Regions from separate parts of the Mus musculus genome. Here all the other regions are linked to region 1. The links are chromatin loops, found by intact Hi-C in ENCODE. Cell type or tissue: gastrocnemius. All regions are shown on one strand.

Evidence for each region. A loop is a pair of places that touch in the nucleus more often than their neighbours do. Peaks named below come from ENCODE experiments on the same cell type or tissue, not always from the same donor. Only the 100,000 strongest peaks of a DNase experiment are listed, where the experiment ranks them.
Region 2: a loop joins it to region 1, with 5 times the contacts of the local background. A loop is called at or near these places in 6 of 42 quality-filtered maps.
Region 3: it touches region 1 in a loop (9-fold over the local background); 27 of 42 quality-filtered maps call a loop at or near these places.

What each region holds. Positions count from the first base shown.
Region 1 is chr13:40,842,182-40,844,681 of GRCm38, forward strand. No RefSeq gene overlaps it. Among named protein-coding and RNA genes, the nearest start is that of Mir5124a, 22 kb to the right of the region's middle. In gastrocnemius, a CTCF peak has its summit at 1,425 (motif pointing right); DNase peaks (open chromatin) are centred at 191 and 1,438; H3K4me3 peaks cover 392 bases; H3K27ac peaks cover 372 bases.
Region 2 is chr13:41,046,134-41,048,633 of GRCm38, forward strand. It overlaps Mak (male germ cell-associated kinase), which reads right to left. Exons shown (of 13, transcript NM_008547.2): 7 at 1,920-2,087; 8 at 1-197. Among named protein-coding and RNA genes, the nearest start is that of Mak, 23 kb to the right of the region's middle. In gastrocnemius, a CTCF peak has its summit at 1,341 (motif pointing left); no DNase peak of the experiment used is centred here.
Region 3 is chr13:40,978,261-40,980,760 of GRCm38, forward strand. All of the region lies in intron 1 of A730081D07Rik (RIKEN cDNA A730081D07 gene), which reads right to left. Among named protein-coding and RNA genes, the nearest start is that of Pak1ip1, 21 kb to the right of the region's middle. In gastrocnemius, a CTCF peak has its summit at 1,323 (motif pointing left); no DNase peak of the experiment used is centred here; H3K27ac peaks cover 1,228 bases.

The sequences.
Region 1 (2,500 bases):
TGTTTGTTTGTTTGTTTGTTTTCTCCCTTCTTCCTTTCTGCAGTGTGGGAGCTGGAATCCAGAGCCTTGACTTGCTAGGCAAGAACACAGCCCCTGAGCTATGTGCCTAGCCAAGGCTTTTGCTGCATCTCCACAGGAAATAGCCTGACTGATGGTCCCTGACCCCGAGGGAACCATCTGTCCATCATTTTCTCTCCTGGATGCTCAGCCCTCCCTGCCAGTACTTGGCAAAGACTCCCCACTGGCAGCCAAACTTGGGATCTGGCTTGCTTTTCTTTCTCCTGTGTTTTCTTTTTCTTTCTTTCTTTCTTTCTTTTTGTTTGTTTGTTAGTTTGTTTATCAAGACAGTGTTTCTCTATATAGGCTTGGTTATTCTAGAACTTGCTCCAGGCTGGCCTTGAACTCATGGAGATCTACCAGCCTATGCCAGTTTCTTCTTTTTCTCCTCTTCTACTTCTTTCCTTTCCTTCTTCTTCTTCTCCTCGTCCTCCTTCTATTTATTTATTCATTCATTTATTTATTTATTCATTCATTCATTCATTCATTCATTCATTTGTTTATTTAATGTATATGAGTACATTATAACTATCTTCAGACACACCAGAAGAGGGCATCAGATCCCACTACAGATGGTTGTGAGCCACCATGACCTCTGGAAGAGCAGTCAGTGCTCTTAACTGTTGAGCCATCTCTCCAGCCCTCTTTCTTCTTCTCCTCTTCTTCCTCCTCCTTTTCCTCCTCCTTCTTTTTCTTCTTCTGGTACGTGTTGCCCTTCTTAGATAATAACTTAGTTAACCACCACTTGCCTTATGAAAGCGCTCAGGCAGCATTTTGGATAGCTTTGCTGGAGGGCAGAGCTGACTACACCAGTCAGGTGGGGGATTGGACACCCCAAAAGGTCACATGGAGACACTTCTTTTAAGTCTTCCAAAGCTTGCTCTCTTCCCACTGCTCACAGTGATTGGGAATAAAATGCTAAGACAATATGTGTTAGGGTCCAGGAGTCTTCCTACAAACCAAACAAACACCCATCACAGTCAGGGATGGGTTATTGAACACACAACCTAAGACTGACCCATCAGAATTCGGGGGCTGGCTGGGCAGTAGTGGAGCACGCCTTTAATCCCAGCACTTGGGAGGCAGAGGCAAGCAGATCTCTGAGTTCGAGGCCAGCCTGATCTACAGAGTGAGTGCCAGGACAGCCAGGGCTATAAAGAGAAACCCTGTCTCAAAAACGCACACACACATACACACACACACACACACACACACACACACACACACACACAAACAAAAAACAAAACAAAAAACAAAAAAAAAAAGAGGAAAGAAGGATTGGGGCTCAGCCATAGAATGTTTGTGTAGCACATGAAAGCCTTGGGCTCTAAATCTGTATTGCAAAGGAACACACTGAGCTATTCTGTATATGGCCACTAGAGGGCAGCACGACATCATGACAAGTTCTGGGTCACATGGGGGTTGGGGGGCGGTCCACCAGGATATTTGAGTTCTATTATTTTTCCAACCAATTAAAAGTATTAAATCATTCTAAGGTTTAAAAGCTGTGTAAAAATATTCATCAATCCAGGCTGGGCCCCCAGCCTTAATTGTTGCCCCTAGTTGTCTTAGTTAGGGTTTCTATTGCTGGGATTGCTGTGAGGTAGTCGGCAGAAAAACTTGCTCAGACCCAGTTCAGCCAATAAAAAGTCTTAGCGGCCTGTGACTACACTGAGTGTTTGGGATCCCAGTGTGGCAGTGAGCTCTCTCGGGGTGAGCTTTTAAGCACAAATACCATATTCTGGGTTCCCATATTTCAATTAACAAGAATAATTAGCCAGAAGTGGAAGTGCAGAAGCTAAAAGACAAAGTTGGTACATTTTGAGATGAGTGGCCATATCCCAGAAGTATATGGACATTGATAGATTAGGCCAATGGTTTTGTTTGGCAGGTAAGGCTGTGTATGCGCTGCGTTTACAGCCTAAATGATACTTCCATCATGGAGTCAGTTGTGCTAAGTCCTGGGCCCTGTTACATGATGACCAAAAAGAACTTGGGTTGGGAAGCGTTTATTTCAGCTTACACCTCTCAGGTCACAGTCTGTCACTGAGGGAAGTTAGAATAGGAACTCAAAGCAGGAACCTAAAGGCTAACTTCCCTCAGTGTTCCTCCCGGCTTCCTCATTCTACTCTGACCACCTATCTACCCAGAGTAGGTGCTCACCCACAGTGAGCTAGGCACCCCTACAGTAGTCATTAACCAAGAAGATGTACCACAGGCCAATCTTGGAGGGGCATTTCCCCCAACTGTAGTTTTCTCTCAAATGAGTCTAGATATGTCAAGACGACAAGCAAAAAGAACTAACCAGGACATCTGATATAGAGTAAGAGAGAGGCTCAGCCTAACTCACCCCTTTGTGTCTCCCATAAGCAAGATGCTAAAAACACAGTGATCAACAGACAGATTCAGTGTTCCGGGAGCTTATTAAAGCAAACACAGAGTT
Region 2 (2,500 bases), 200 kb after region 1:
GGTTGGTGGCCCTGTTTTGGCTGGGGCTGCCCGGCAGGCTGATCAAGTATGTTTGGCAAAGGCTTAGGATCCCGTTCAGAGGAAGATGGCTTTGGCTCCAGAGGCTGCAGCTGCTTGTGTAAAGTCTGTTTTGTATCCAGATGGTGTGCAGAAGAGCCCAGTACCTGACCGACTTGGAAATATGGGTGTTTCAGTGCCTGGAAAAGTATGGAAACACCATACAGAAGGTCACCTTACGTTAATGCGTAGCTAATCAGAACGTTTCCAAGTTGAAATTGTGTGCATCCTTAATATAGGGCAAACCGATCACTATTATCAGTGGTCTTCTTGATGGGGAGTTCTGGGTATTGAACCTGTGGCCTCAGTCATGCTAACCTGCATTGACAAGTGCCAAGCATGTAGGATCTCTGTAGGATACCAGGTTGTACAAAGCTGAGGACCTGTGGGCAGAAGACAAACTTCCCAGGAGAAAGTCTGAGAATGAAGTACACATAAAAGAAGCACTCGGCTAAATCCAGTCGTGCACTGTCTCTGGGTTTTGTCTCATCCTTTTTTGAAATAAACTAACTTGTAATATTGCTACAGGCAAGGTGAACAAATGGAGATTTTTTTTTTCTCTAGCCAAATTATAACAACTCCATGTGGGTTCTAGGGCTTGACCTTGGGGGCATCCCCAAGTACCCTAAGCTTGCTGAGCCATCTCACTGGCCCCTTATGCTGCTTCATGGCTACAGTTTCCTCATCATGATATAAAGTCTTTATACATGCTGTTGGTTTTAATGATTTAGTTCTTAAGTAGCTATGCAGAGTCTCTTGTGATTTCTTCCTATGCCAGGACTGTTGCTGTGGTGATTTTAATACCTCTCAGGGTAACTGCTCCCCAATCTCTGCTCTCTGGTTACCTGTTTGTGTTCAAATATGCCTGGATTCATTTTTCTCTTTTGTTTCTTGTAGCTGGTCTTTTTTATGGTTGTTGTTTGTGTGTGTGTGGGTTTTTTTTTTTTTTTTTACTTTATTTGGTTTTGGTTTTTTAAAACAGGGTTTCTCTGGGTAGCCTTGCCTGTCCTGGAATTCACTCTGTAGACCAGGTTGGCCTCAAACTCACAAAGATTGGCCTCCCAAGTGCTAGGACTAAAGGTGTCCACCACTGCTGCCTGGTGTGTAGCTGGTCTTTAGAAAACACATATGCTATTTTATTTTAAATGAGGGGGGTTAAGTTTTACGTGGAATTTATATTAAATGTAAATAATATAACACAATTTATCATCGTTGTTTGTTTGTTAAGCCTCTGGCAAACAGAGGGATAGCATTTTAAAGACTACAAAGTTCCACAATGCTACCCTCTTGTGGGAGTCAGAGGATAAACTCTTACTGAAGTCTGAATTTCCTGATTCTTGTCCCAGGGAACAAGAATCTTAGCCCTCAACCAAAGAAGTCTACTATATGCCACCCAGACCAAGCGCGTGCCAGTCTGGAGGCATTACCCTTAGTGGTTGCGTCTTCTCTGGCTCGTTGAGGGCATATGACACCATTATGCAGTGACTCTGTTTGCAATATGCCTCACTCTTGCTTGTTGCACATAGTGGGTGTCTTGGGCTTAGCACTTACTGATCTTGGAAAACATTGGTTGAGAATTGATGTCTTTGTAGAATTGCAAAACTTTGCAAATGTAAAGGTCGGAGAGATGGCTCAGTGGTTAAGGGCACTGGCTGGTCTTGTTGAAGACCTGGGCTTGGTTTCTGGGCTCTACATGGTGGCTCACAATCACCTATGCTTCCAATTCCAGGGGGATCTGATGCCATCTACTAGCTTGCTGGGTTCCTGTACACGCGTGGCGCACATCCATACTTAGGCACATAAATAATTTGTAAAAAACGCTCACAAATTTAACACGCTGCCCCCGGGGTGAGCCGCCTGACCTGGCTTGCTGTTGGTCGCTTCTTTGGATCCCAGTTCAGCATCTCTGTCATGAGCTGGATGGCCTCGCTACTGGCATTGGGAATGAGAGTTTTTAGGTTGATGGGAATGCACTGGGGAAAGCGGAAGTTCATGGAGGATGCAAGCTGGTATCCTTCCGGCCAGTCACTCTGTTAAAGGACAGATACAGAGAGAAAGCTGGTTTTTGTAATTGATGTAATAACTCAGGAATGACACAGATTCATGTGGGAAAACTTCAATGTTGAGTCAGGAATAAATGTGAAGTACCAGGCACCTTAGAGGAAGGACATGAATCTGAGAGGGGAGAAAAACCAAATAGCATAGCTATAAATTTCTATAAATTTCCTTTTTTTTTTTTTTTTTTTTTGGTTTTTCGAGACAGGGTTTCTCTGTATAGCCGTGGCTGTCCTGGAACTCACTTTGTAGACCAGGCTGGCCTCGAACTCAGAAATCCGCCTGCCTCTGCCTCCCAAGTGCTGGGATTAAAGGCATGGGTCACCACTGCCTGGCCTATGTAAATTTCAAAAAGCAAACTCCTTCTGGCTTTCAGTCTCAGTGGCAC
Region 3 (2,500 bases), 140 kb after region 1:
AGCCTCACCTTCCCTAATCCCTATTAGAAATTTAGCTAATTAATCTATCTTTAGAAATGTAGACCAGTAGTTTGTATGCAATCTTTTTTTTTTTTTTTTTTTTTTTTTTTTTTGGTTTTTCGAGACAGGGTTTCTCTGCGTAGTCTTGGCTGTCCTGGAACTCACTCTGTAGACCAGGCTGGCCTCGAACTCAGAAATCCACCTGCCTCTGCCTCCCAAGTGCTGGGATTAAAGGTGTGTGCCACCATGCCCGGCTTTGTATGCAATCTTATTATGAATATGAAATGACTTGGGTCTAGTAGCATAGGCTTGTAATCCCTGGTGTTTGGAAGGCTGAGGCAGGAGGATTGGTACAGTGAGACCAAGAGTAGACTGACTGGTCAACTGAATAAGACCCTGTTCCCAAACTCTTTTTAAAAAATCTTCAAAAGGGCTTGGGATACGTCTCAGTGGTAAAGTGCTTTTTCCATTGTACACGGGCCATCAGTACAATCTTTAGAACTCAAAAAAAAAAAAAGGGAAATAGAATAAAGGCCAGCCCTGACAATGCTTTAGATCTGCAGTTTCCACACTGTAGAGTCAGCCAGCTACACAGACAGGAAACATTCAAGAAAAAAAATTTTTTTTTTGTCTGGATTGATCATGTGCAGACTTCTGGTCATTGTTCCCCGAGCCAGACAGGGTGGCGACTATTTACACTGCATTCTAAGTGACTTCAAAATGATTAAAGTGTACAGGTAACAGTACTTGTAAGTGGAAACAGAAAGATGCCCAGCTAGAGGCTAGCTTGGACTATAGAGCAAGCCCCTGTCTCCACACTGAAGAGGATATACAGGTGAATACTAGAACTGCTCTATCTTAGTGCACAGATGGGTCTACTTGCTCTGAGCTTTTCAGAGAGCAGTGTGTGAACAAATCTGCACTTTCTCCTTCCTCTGTGCCAGCCCAAGAACTCATTCTTTGCTAGCAGCGTTTTCCACAGCGTGGTAGGTCGGGAGCCTGGGCCTAAGATGTTTTTACGGGTGTATCAGTGGTTTTTTTTGTTTGTTTGTTTGTTTTTGTTGCAGTGAGTAAATACCAGACAAGAGGTCATTTAAAGGGGGAAGGGCTTAGTGTGGCTTAGTGTTTGACAAGAGAGTCAAGGTAGGCAAGGTATGTAGCAGGATCAGGAGGCAGCTGGTCCCGCTGGCTCTTCAGTCAGGAAACTATCTGCTAACCTCAAGCCAACTCACTCCCAGGGATCCATTCTTCTAACAATGATTGACTTCCTAAAGGTTCCAGAACGTTCTGAAATAGTGCCACCAACTGGACTGGGATCAAATGTTCAAGCAAATGAGCTGGCCAGGGGACATTTAACATTCAAAGTGCAACCTAAACCTTTTGTCAAATGAGTCAAGGTTTTAATAAAATGTTATTTCTGAGGTGTGAAGGATTTATATTGTTAGGAAGCTAAGTCTTTCTCTCCTTCTGCTTTGGTGCTGGGGAATGTACAACTTTGGGGAGTCGATTCTCCCCCTCTACCCTGTGACGTCTAGGGATCAACTCAGGTTGTCAGGTTTGGTGCAAGTTTATTTGCCTGCTGAGGCATCTTGCCAACTCCATACATTCTTTTTAAATATTATTTGCTTGATACTGGGGATCAGACTCAGGGCCTTGACAGCATGCTAAGTACCCAGTCTACCACTGGTACACCCTCAGCCAGCCTAAATCCCATTGTATTTTTTTTTTATTAAAATGTCATATTGAAATGATAGGAACAGAGAGTGTAAGTTTTAACTAAAGGAAAAAAAAAAACCAAACAAATAAACCCCCAAGTTGGCTATTACATACTACATACTGCATGCTAATGATTGCTTTCATTTACACTCTCTGACCATGAAACTCAAATGTCTAGGTACGTATCTCTCTAGGCTACTTTTCTTTCAATCAATGATGAAGACCTGAAGTTTTCTCTGCATACAGTTTTGGGATTGTGCTGTTTCAGAACATATTGAAGTGCACTACTTGAAACCACAGTGCTGTTTGGACGCTGTGACCCTGCCACATTGCTAGAGGGATTTCTACTATAGCCTTATTTCTAGATGCATCTTAATGTCATGTCAGCACAGTCAACAGCCCACCCCTCTGCAGAACACGTCTTCAGTGCAAGGTGAGACAGGTAAAGGGGCTTACATGATGGTCTGATCCATTTGGGAAACACTTATAAATGATACATTGCCAGAGTTTTTCATCAGAAAATCCAGAGAAAGAAAACACACAGCCTATCTTGGATGAATTTAAATACAGAGCCACGGTCTCTATTTTGATCTCTTCATCTCTATAGAACTCATGTGTTCCATAGGCCACAGTTTTGGGGAATCCTGGTCTAAAACACAATATCTACTTGGTCCCTGGACACAGTTCATACCTTCCCCCTCAACAGTTTGTTTCCAATGAGGTCTCAGCTTCCCCAAAATGGACTGTAACTCCGGTTTCAGCTGACAACTCCCTAGGCTGATCC